Linked DNA regions of Homo sapiens: regions 2 and 3 are each linked to region 1. Evidence: chromatin contacts called from ENCODE Hi-C or POLR2A ChIA-PET data. All regions are on one chromosome and are shown on one strand. Each heading gives the region's core, a stretch centred on a gene start or an enhancer-like site at or near the end of the contact. The rest is flanking DNA. Distances are from core to core; before and after follow the strand shown. Region 1 holds the start of VPS13A (vacuolar protein sorting 13 homolog A). Region 2 holds the start of CARNMT1 (carnosine N-methyltransferase 1). Region 3 holds the start of C9orf40 (chromosome 9 open reading frame 40).

Region 1 (3,552 bases), core at 412-2,911:
TTTACAAAGCATGTTCATATACATCTAACACTAGATAAGAATTCGGTTACAATATGCATCCACTTATTTCTAACTCTTCCTCAGCAGAATTTTTTTTCATTGCTTTATGCTTATACCTCTAACTTTTCAGCAACATCCCTTCCCCTTCCTCACTTCCACAAAATTTTCCTAGATCGTAGAAAACTAATATGAAAACGTTTGCAAGATACTTAAGATGGATTTTTGGAGTTCTGGAAATTCTTGTAACTTTGAATTTGCAGCGCTAGATATAACAGCGGAATTTTGCAGCTACTGTGTATCTGGCTTCTTATTAATAGTGCAATGGCAAAATGCCTCATTATGTAGAGCTCTTCCCCTTCCTAGGCATTTTAGCCTCTATTCGTTTCTCCGTGCAGGTATTCTGAAGCAGACTGTTAGCTGAATGAGAGAGAAGCAGGTGGGGTGGTAGCCAATCAGAAGGGCCAAGTTCCAGTTCTTCCACAGAACATTGGTTGTATGACCTTGCACACATCCCTAACACTTCAGCTTCATTATATTTAAGACTAGGAGGTTGGAGACCTCATAAAGGTCCTTCAAATATAAAATTATATGAAAAACATTCATAAACTCAGGTAAAAACTTACAGTTTTTGTCAGGCATTCTACTTGCAAAGGCACACCCTAAACATTTAATTTTGAAAAGTCGGTGACTATGCACAAAAAGTAGTAAAATGACACAGGAATTAATAGAAATCCATCATTATTCATTTAACGTGTAAAGAGAAAACGCTCAATGTACACTTTTTCGGTCCTGCAGATGATTAATTACAGTTCTCTAAACCTCACATTTAGCATCTCTGTGACCTCAGGCCTTTGGGATTACTTCTAAGTAAGACCAAACAGGTCGAAAGATCTGTAATTGTAATTTATTTTAGGTCAGTGGTTCGGTGGAGGCATAGGGGTCAAGGGTCCAGCACTCCCAGTATTTCTTGGAGGGTGTTCAGCAGTTTCCAGACCGGCTGACTCCAACTCTTATCTGCAGGGAAGCGTGTTACTCTTTGGAATGAAAGACAGCTCCGTATAAATGACTTGACCAAAAATGGGTGCTCATCTCAGATGCAGGGCAGGGACTATGTAACTCCATCCTCGACTCGCAGCAGGAAGTTAACTCCTCCTGAGAGCCAGGCGGTCGGAGGACCAGGCGGGGAGGTTACAGGCACCAAGACACCCAGGCTGGCTGGACCCTCCCACCCTGTAATGATGAGGGGAGATGCTCCCTGGGACAGCCCCCTTGAAGCTTCTGGCGACGGGGCTGGGATCCGCCCACCCTTACTCAGGGGCGAGCCCTGTCATACGCGTGGAAGCGGCCACCACCTTCTAGGGGGAGGGGCGTTCCCGTCGGGCGTAACCGCCCCGCCCTGGGGGGCCGCTGGGGACGCTGATCTGCAGGAGGGGGCGGGGTCGGAAAAAATCCGGTAGCTCCAGACCGGTGTCCCGTTGCCAGGCGATGGGGAGGAGGCGGGGCCGACAGGAAAGAGGAGCCGGGCTCGGCGCGAAAAGGGCACCCTCCAGAGCCGCGGCCGCGCAGCCGCCTTTCCTCCCTCTCAGGGCTGCGCGCCCAGGTCTGCGCCGCGCTCCGCCTCCAGCCGCGCGCAGACTTGCGCACGCGTCGTGAGAGCGACCGCCTCCGTCTCTCGCTGGGCTCGCTAGGGCTGCGCGTTGGGCCAGCGGGGGCGCCGCAGCTGAAGCCGCCCCGGAGCCGGTGAACCGAATTACCTCGAGGGAGGGGCGTGGGGAAGGCGGCGGGAGGAGGAGCGCACGGGCCGGCTGCCGTGCCCACCACGGCTGAGGAACATGGTTTTCGAGTCGGTGGTCGTGGACGTGTTGAACCGGTTCTTGGGGGACTATGTGGTGGACTTGGACACGTCCCAGCTCTCTCTGGGCATCTGGAAAGGTAAGGAGGCCGCCGCCGCCGCTCCCCGGCCTCTCGTGCTTCCCGGCCGTCTCGCTGCCCGAGCGGCGTCCTGCGTTCTCGGGGCTTCGAGCACCTTGCTCGCCGGGTGCAGCCACCTGCCGCCGCCCGCCTGTGGGTCAAGTTACGTAAAGCCGGGCGGCAGTTCCCTGGCCTCCGCCCTCGAGTTGTTTATATTTTGGGGGAAAGGAGAGGGTCATGAGTGCGGGATGAAAAGGTCTATATTTTCCGAGCGGAGCGGACTTGCCGTGGGCTCCGTGGGTCTGGCGTTCAAGTCCCGGCGAGGGGCCGTTCTCTACCCCTGGCCCCGCACGGTCCGGCTTTAGCCGCGCGGGGCGAGGAGGCGAGACGACGCCTTCCTGGGCTGGGTCCCATCCCTGTCCTTTGCCCCCCTGGGTTTATGACGAAGGCCCCAGAAATCCCCCGCGTGTTGCATGCTGCCTCGCACGTGAAGGCAGGGCGCTGTGACCGGGGACGCCCGCTTCCTTGCTTCCCCAGCCTCAATTCCTGGCTTCACCCGTGGTGCTTTCTGCTCTCCCCCTTCCGGCCCTAGGACCCGGACGCCGGCTCTCTCTCGCCTGGGTTCGGCGGATAACAAAAAGGAAACTCAAGTGCAAAGTAACTCAAACAGTTGCTTGTGTGGTTGCAGTTAACAGCCTGACCTAGGAATGTGTAACATTTTCAAGACTTTAGGATATGTGGGTCAGAGTGAATTGCCGAATTTTAAAGAAAAACCAGGGCGTGCGGTGCAACGTCTCAGACCTGCAAAAGACCGGGCTGAACAGGGCCCTACGCTGCCTAGGTGGTGAAGGACCGAGCTTTCCTTGTGTCCGTTTAGTGTGGTATTCTGCCTTAGTGAGAGCCTCATTTTTAGTGTTTCCATCTGTTTTTGCATTATGCGCTTGTTTATTTTAAACACCCGCTAGAAATTAGACTCCTTTGTGAAATGAATTTCCCAGGCCAAAGTGAGGGTTAATTTTGTGTGTGAAGTGTGTGTGTTTAAATATATATTTAAAGTAATTTATTCTTGTCTGTGCACACACTTCCAGTCTTCTTCTAAAATACTTACCTTGACTCTTCTCGTTTATGAGATAATGTAAACAGGTAGTTTAGTTTGATTTTAAAGAATGTTACTACCGTGGGGACCTAGTATCATGATGGAGAGTGAGTGGACTACAAAAGCTAGGGATATAGTGATAGCTGCTCAGCCTGTTTGATTAGTACAAGAAACTTGCAGTCTGTTTATGCTGCTTCTTAGTTGCAAAGTGAAAATAAAATTTGTCTCCCATGTACCTCAGAAGGAAGCCTTAAGAATACTTGAGGTGAACTTTGATCTGTAGTGGAGTCTTGCTTCCACATTCAGGGTGGAGGTTTGTCTAGAGTGTGATTAATCAACTTATTTATTTGTTTAAAATTTACATGCAGTAAAATTCACTCTTGTGATACAGTTCTGTCTTGACAAATGCTAAGAGGCATGTATGCACCACCACAATAATGGCACATAAAAGGTTCATCAAGCCTCCCGAATTCTCTCAGCTGCTCCTTTGCAGTTGATCTCACCCCGCCACCACGCCCGGCTAATTTTTAGTAGAGAGGGGGTTT
Region 2 (3,746 bases), core at 710-3,209, 2.1 Mb before region 1:
TAAATTGGTCCTAATATATTAAAAGTAAGTACAACTACGCACTTAACTAAATGGGTCCACCATATTCCCAAGACATTTCCCAATATTCTTTCTAGATTTTTCAAGAGCAAAATGTACCAGACTTTTCTGTATCTCCCACTCTTAGCTATCTGATGTTAGCTGCCTTTCCTAACTTTATGGTTCTTTCCGTCACAATTCCTGCATCAAATTCAATTCTCTGATGGTCTGACGCCTTGCTCCCTCTGTTACTACTAAACCTGGAGAAATAAAATATCCAAACTTCTCTTTTGGGCTCCGTAAAGTAATGCTGTCCCTGGTCCCTATTTCTGGGTTTAATCAGTAAATTATTTCATCAAGATCTTCGAAGTTCAAAAGTTCCTATCACATATACAATCAGATTCCAAATAACTTTAAGCTTTCACTAAGCAAGCTTCTAAATTCAGACTAGTAAACTAATTTAACTATCAGTCAAAAACTTGACAGACTATTTGGGAATGAGAAATGTATTTCTTTGCTACTATTTGTTTTGTTAAAAATAGAGCTTAAACAACATATGCCAAGCACTAGTGACATAAAAATAAAAAAGACTCAGCCCCTGCCCTTGAGGAGGTCACAGCAAAGCAAGAGATTTATAAAAACAACTATAATACATAAGATGAACAATATAAAAAAACTTTGCATAAAGCACAGCAGGAACCCACCTATGGGAACAGGTTTACCTGCGTAGGAGGTCATGTCTGTCTGATTCCAACTGCAGCCTCAGAACATAGTCACCGGTGGACTCATATCTCTTACGTGAATAAAAGTGTTATCTTCACCTGAAAATCCAGTTGATTTAAGTCCCTTTCAGCTCTTGGAATTATAATTTTGTGATTAAGCTACTTTAACATCTATCTAGAAGAAACGTGGAAGTTAGGGAGCTGTTTTTATGAATGAGGAGCATAAAGGTCCTACCACAGTGCCTAGCACACCAGGGAGAATTAGATACAGATTTGCAGAAAAAAAGAACGTAAAGGCAGCTCTTATTGTGACTTCTCTCATCTCTCCTAATAATTAGCAAATTTTAGAATATCCGGACCACTTCCGCCCTTAATCACCCACCAGTTAAAGACACTGAGCAGCATCATTCAATCGCTCACACAAAAGTGCAAGTGCGTTCACAGCGCCAAAGAGGGGTGGGTGGAAATCTTAAACTGCTCTTACAAGCACTGGTAACAGTTTGGGAAAATACGTCCTACAGCATCCCACGCGTAGGTGAACTTGGGCTCTCCGTGTGTTCAGTTTGGAGGACATCGACCACACACACCAATCAGCCCAGCAGTGGACGATTGTACCACCATCGTCTTCTATCTGAAATTGTTACAGCGCTTCTCTGGTCACCCCCATCGGCCTCAAAGCCAAACCTTTACGAGGACGGAGGCAGGAGAGCTAATCTGATCCTGAGGTCAGAAGACACGAGGCTGTGCAGCAGACGGCGCGGCGGACACGCGGGTGTGCAGGGCCGGGAGGGGCTGGGGTGGTGCGAGGTGACTCGGGGCCCGGAGGTCAGCTGCAGCAGCCGGGTCCCGACGCCTCGGAGGCGTGGCGGCGGGACGGCGAGCGCCCCCGTTCCGGCGGGTCCGCCGCCACCAGTGGGCGCCCCGACGGTCTGGGCCGGGGTCCGCCACGGGCTCCTTACCCGTAGTAGCGGAAGGCATTAATGATCTTCCAGAAGTGCTCACGCTCAAGCCTCTCCTCCTCCTCCTCGGTGCTGCGCGTGGCCGCCGCCGCTGCCGCCGAAACCGCCGCGGCCGAGCCCCAACGCCCGGCGGAAAACTGCACTTCCACCTCCTCGCTGCCACCGCCTCCTCCCCCGCAGCCCTCGGGCAGCCGGGAGGTGGGCGGCGGAGGGCGACGCCGTCGCTGCATCGCCGCCGCGGCCCTCGGCCTGGCTCGCTTGCGTCTCTCCGCGACCGACAGCGTGGTGGCGGCTGCTTGGCCTTCCTCTAGACGGCGCCCGCCGCGGACATGCCCCCAGCTCGCGGCGCGCTCCGCCCCCGCCACCCTCAGGCCTCCATCCGCGCTGGGCTCCGCCAGGTCTTCAGGGCTCCCAGAACCAATGCGCATGCGTGTGCCTTGGTACGCGGAGGGCCCGTGCGGTCTGCGCTCATTTGCTGCCGGGCTTCGGAGACAGCGCGCTGACGTCACAACCACGCTTCCAAGGGCGGGGCCAAGGCCCCTTGGTGGGAGGCGGAGGAGGAGCTCGTAGGTGGGGTGGGACTGGCACTGCCGTTACCTGTGCGCGGCCGCGTGGGTGGGACTTAAAAGCCGGCGAGTGCCGGATTGTTGAGCTGGAGGCTGAACGCGGTCCCAGGCACTAGCAAAGAAGGGAAAGGCAAAAAGGAAAAGTTCGGCTTTGATGATTTTATTCGGAATTTTTATTTCAGAAAGTCTAGAAGGAACGTCTTGTATCCACCCTAATTTAAGTTTTAATTCACTTCCTAAATGAATTCCTATTTTTAATTACTTAAGGGGGTCGGAAGTGGGCGCCATCATCTTTTCACTTTTTTTTTTTTCCCCACTCTGTCGCCCAGGCTGGAGTGCAGTGGTGCGATCTCGGCTCATTGCAACCTCTGCTTCCTGGGTTCAAGCGATTCTCCTGCTTCTGCCTCCCGAGTGGCTGGGATTACAGGCGCGCGCCACCACGCCCGGCTAATTTTAGTATTTTTAGTAGAGATGGGGTTTCACCATGTTGGCCAGGCTGGTCTGGAATTCCTGGCCTCAGGCGATCCACCCTCCTCGGCCTCCCAAATTGCTGGGATTACAGGCGTGAGCCATCGCGCCCGTCCCATCTTTCCAGTCTTTAGGGGCTTGCGGCAGTCCTAATTCCTCCTTTACTGAGGATGGCAACAGATGAGGAAAATGCAAGGACCTTCTATCCAGCACCTGGTCTTGGGAAGACCATTACACCTACCAGCATCTAAGGGTGGCTCTTGGGAAATAACTTATTCTGGGGCCGGGCGCGGTGAATCACGCTTGTAATCCCAGCACTTTGGAAGGCCTAGGTGGGCGGATGACGAGGTCAGGAGATCAAGACCATCCTGGCTTACATGGTGAAACCCCGTCTCTACTAAAAACACAAAAAATTAGCCGGGCTTGGTGGCTGGCGCCTGTAGTCGCAGCTGCTCTGGAGACTGAGGCAGGAGAATGGCGTGAACCCGGGAGGCGGAGCTTGCAGTGAGCCGAGATCGTGCCATCCAGCCTGGGCGACAGAGCGAGACAGCGTCTCAAAAAAAAAAAAAAAAGAAAAGAAAAAGAAATAACTTATTCTGTTCAATTTAATCCACCACCCAGCAAATGAGTCTTACAAAGTAATGATAAAAGGGAAAGATTGCTTTATTCGAGGGGTTAAATATGCCCAGTGACCACAAAGTCTGTTAAAAAGTTACAACCATATTGAAAGTGAAGTGGCTTCATATTTTCATAATTTAAATTAATAGTTGAAATAAAGGTAATGCTTAAAATGACAACATTTTTATATAAAAGTTTTCTAAAACGTGAGTCTATTAATAGTAATGCAGTAATACATGTTTCAAAATTCAAAAAGAAAGTGCAAAGGATTACAAATATGAATTGGAGACAGTCTCGCTCTGCTGCCCAGGCTGGAGTGCAGTGGCACGATCTCAGCTCACTGCAACCTCCCGGCCTTCCAGGCTCAAGCGATTCTCCTGCCTCAGCATCCCGAGTAGCTGGGATTACAGGCATGC
Region 3 (3,404 bases), core at 546-3,045, 2.2 Mb before region 1:
AAGTGTTCTTACCGGCTAGCGGCCGGGCAGCAGAGATCTAGGCAAACCGAGGCATACCTAGATCTTCTCAGGATTCTTACATGCAGAGATGAGGCAGGCTCATGTCTTGAATAAAAACCCGCCAATGATTCTCATATACGCCTTAAGGCCCAAATTAATTTTCTTTTTTCTTTCTTTTCTTTTCTTTTTTTTTGAGACAGCGTCTCACTCTGTGGCCCAGGCTGGAGTGCACTGGCCCAATCTCAGCTCACTGCAACCGCCATCTCCCAGGTTAAAGTGATTCTTGTGCCTCAGCCTCCCGAGTAGCTGTGATTACGGGCATACACCACCACACCCAGCTAGTTTTTGTGTTTTAATAGAGACAGAGTTTCACCCTATTGGCCAGGCTGGTCTCGAACTCCCGACCTCAGGTGATCCACCCGCCGTGGCCTCCCAAAGTCCTGGGATTCCAGGCGTGAGACACCACGCCCCGCCCCCAAATTAATTTTCAATGATACTTTTGCCTAGGATCAGATTTAACACTATGAGTTAAAACAAAGCTTTGACCAAGGTACGGTGGTCCATCCTTTTCTCCAGAAGCTGTACCAGCCGGTAGGACGTTCAATTAATCAATGGCTACCACACTGGTCTCCCTCTAGAAAAAGAACTCTATCCCGAATTCTAGACTAATCATCGTTAAACCCAGGAAGGCCCTCTACACCTTTATCTGTCGTTTGTCTTTGGGCTGAACCTATGCCCTGACGGTCTGCGTTCTCGCCATGCTCACAGCCCGCCACGACCCACGGTCCCGTTTCCCTTTTACGGAGCGCGGCGCTGACGCCGCAAGGCCACTTCTATCGCTCCCGACCACGGTCTGTTTCCCCCTCGCCCAGCCCAGTGCTTTCTGCCCATCGGACTCTCGGGGTGTGCTTCTGGCGGTCGGCGTCCTCTCCCGGAGCGGTGACCCCTTCTTTCAACCCCCTCAGGCGTCTTAACCTACACAAGTCATGAGTGGGAACCGGGGCGTTTTGTGTGTGTGGGGAAAAGGCAAGCCCCTTCGCCCCTCAGCCCACCCGCCCCCAGCCCCTACCTGGCGCGATGCGACCCCCCAGTCTCCCCGCGGGGGTCCTGCGCGCCCCGCCCCGTCGTCGCCACCGCCCCCCGGGAGCCGGGCGCCCGGGAGCTCCTCCCCCGGCCCCGGCAGTACGGGCGGCGGCGGCAGCGGCGGATCGCCTGTCTCCAGACCGTGGTCCTCACGCTCCTGGCCGCTCGGGGCGCTGTTGTCCCCGCTGTCACGGCGCTTGCTGGGCGAAGCCGAGGGCTCTGCCATGGTCCCTGCGTCGATTTTGCGCTTTCGGTGCTGCTCTGGGACGCCGAGGAGCTGCCCAGCATGCGCGACCCCGGGCGGCCGGATCCAGAGAGGCGGTGGCGGCGGCTGCTCAGCGAAGTCGCAAAGCAGGAGCCGCTTCCAAGGCACGTGGAACGTCACCGGCTCGGCCGCACGCCGCTTGGCCATGGGCCCAGAGGCTCGGGCGGAGCCCGCCAGGCGCGGGAGACCGAGTGCCGATAGCTGCGGGGGGCGAAGAGCGAGGACTGAGCGCGTGAGAGAGGGACAGGCCGAAGTCGGGCGAGGAGGCGACAGGACGCTGGAGGGGGTAGGGCGGGGCAGCTCGCGCAGGGCCTAGGGCTGGGGCTCCGGCTCGGAGGCAGCTCCCGCGCTCAGCCCTCGCCGCCGCCGAGATGCGGCCCGGACGTTGAGAAGCAACCGCGAAGCGGCGGAGATTCGAACCTGCGCACAACGTGCGCGCGCGCACTCTGTCTGGCCAGGCGGAGCCGCTGGTTGGTGGAGGCTCGCGGGGCGCGCTCCCGAGCGCCCTCGCGACCGGAAGTGCGCGCTCGGGGGTAGGCGGGAAGGCCGCGGCGGGATTAATTAAAGACCCGATCAAGCGGCCCGCAGAGGGGCGTGACCTTGTTTCCTCAGGAGTGTGGCGGTGGTCTTACTACTATGTTCGTTATAGCGCGGTACGTTCTAGACCCTTCTATAGGAAATTTAAAACCTTTAAAATGTGTATTTCCTTCCTCCAGTCAGTGACCACGGGGGCGTCTCCATGAGATTAAGACAAAGATTATAATAGAGTTCCAGACTATCCTGGGCAACATAGCAAGACCTCGTCTCTACAAAAAATCAAAAATAGGCCAGGCTTGTTGGCCTGCCCCTGTGGTCCCAGCTACTCGGGAGGCTGAGGAGGAAGATTCACTTGAGCCTGGGAGGTGGAGGCTGTAGTGAGCCAGAGATCGCACCACTACACTGCAGCCTGGGCAACAGAGCGAGATGCCGTCTCAAAAAAAAAAAAAAAAAAAAGGAAAAGGATAATACAAGCTTTAAATAAAACTAGTGTTTAAGAAGCTTCACAGTAGGTTGTTATTCAAAACAAAAGACTGAAGGGAGTCTGGGCTGAGGGAAGTAGCTAAAGCTAACAGAAAACACAAATCGAAGTGTATGTTTTGCATGTTTTGCGCAGCTGCTGTGGAAGGTGAAGCAGGCCCTACATTCCTGGAAGATCTCTTGATTAAAAACTTATGGAGGAAGTTACAGACAAAATGTGCAGCTCATCCAAAATAGCTGAGTAGTTGGCAAGAACCAAGCCTGAAGCGCAGCTGTCCTTTCTAACTGAAACCTAAAATTGTTGGGCTCTTAATTAATGTTGGAAGGCTGAGTTCCCTGCTTACTATGGGCGGTGGTCAGATCAAGATTCTATGGCCATTACAGCAAAATAGTGTTGTCAGGTGAAGTGAGGTGGAGACAATTGCAGTATATTTACTATTTTATTATTTTTATTTTTTATTTTGTTTGAGACAGGGTCTCTCTCGGCCACCTAGGCGGGAGTGCAGTGGTGCCATCACGGCTCACTGCAGCCGGGCCCCACTGAGCTCAAGCGATCTCCTGTCTGGGCCTCCCAAAGTGCTTGGTTTATAGGTGTGAGCCACCGCATCTGGTCGTATTTACTATTTTAATAGTTTGATAAAGACAGTAACCAAGTAAGCAGAAATGGAAGGAAGAAAATAAGACTATTACCAGTGCTTTGAAGGGAAAAACTATCATCCTCTGTAGAAAAAGTGTGCAAGAAAGATAATTCTATTTTAGTGCTAGGTACTATCTCAGTACTAATTTACCCTGTACCCCTGCATCTCAAGGTGGTTGTGAGAGGACAAGTTAATTATTAGTTATTAACAAGCACAGAAATGTACCAAGTTAGGGTAGTAAGCAATAGCTTTTCTGTTTGGTTTTTACTTTTCTTGTTTGAAATTGGTAACCGGCCGGGTGCGGTGGCTCACGTCTTTAATCCCAGCACTTTTGGGAAGATGAGGTGCACAGATCACCTGAGCCCAGGAGTTCCATACCAGCCTGGCCAACATGGTGAAAC

What was found. Hi-C counts contacts between places; a loop is a spot of excess contacts on that map. ChIA-PET counts read pairs that join two places held with the same protein, here RNA polymerase II (POLR2A). Pooled maps may share reads with other maps.
Region 2: a loop to region 1 is called in a map of B cell, with 38 times the contacts of the local background. The contact joins the promoter of CARNMT1 here to the promoter of VPS13A in region 1. A Hi-C loop is called at or near these places in 6 of 168 maps with a recorded cell type or tissue (B cell, CD4-positive, alpha-beta memory T cell, CD8-positive, alpha-beta T cell and 3 more), 7 of 37 single-sample maps with no recorded cell type and 19 of 50 pooled maps. POLR2A ChIA-PET finds 5 or more read pairs at or near these places in 2 of 52 experiments (activated B cell and activated CD4-positive, alpha-beta T cell).
Region 3: a map of B cell shows a loop between it and region 1 (33-fold over the local background). The contact joins the promoter of C9orf40 here to the promoter of VPS13A in region 1. A Hi-C loop is called at or near these places in 7 of 168 maps with a recorded cell type or tissue (B cell, CD4-positive, alpha-beta T cell, CD4-positive, alpha-beta memory T cell and 3 more), 2 of 37 single-sample maps with no recorded cell type and 16 of 50 pooled maps.

The regions. Positions count from the first base shown.
Region 1 is chr9:77,175,873-77,179,424 of GRCh38, forward strand. It overlaps VPS13A (vacuolar protein sorting 13 homolog A), which reads left to right and starts at 1,662. Exons shown (of 72, transcript NM_033305.3): 1 at 1,662-1,932. The coding sequence starts at 1,833. It overlaps VPS13A-AS1 (VPS13A antisense RNA 1), which reads right to left and starts at 2,045. Exons shown (of 2, transcript NR_026668.2): 1 at 1,755-2,045; 2 at 884-1,034. RefSeq lists silencers at 1,290-1,619, 1,381-1,675, 2,658-2,827 and an enhancer at 1,381-1,675.
Region 2 is chr9:75,026,334-75,030,079 of GRCh38, forward strand. CARNMT1 (carnosine N-methyltransferase 1) reads right to left here and starts at 1,960. Exons shown (of 8, transcript NM_152420.3): 1 at 1,679-1,960. The coding sequence starts at 1,908. RefSeq lists an enhancer at 792-841 and a silencer at 1,492-2,181.
Region 3 is chr9:74,951,117-74,954,520 of GRCh38, forward strand. It overlaps C9orf40 (chromosome 9 open reading frame 40), which reads right to left and starts at 1,796. Exons shown (of 2, transcript NM_017998.3): 1 at 1,070-1,796. The coding sequence starts at 1,495. CARNMT1-AS1 (CARNMT1 antisense RNA 1) reads left to right here and starts at 1,849. Exons shown (of 5, transcript NR_121183.1): 1 at 1,849-2,001. RefSeq lists an enhancer at 688-757 and silencers at 1,088-1,297, 1,568-1,777.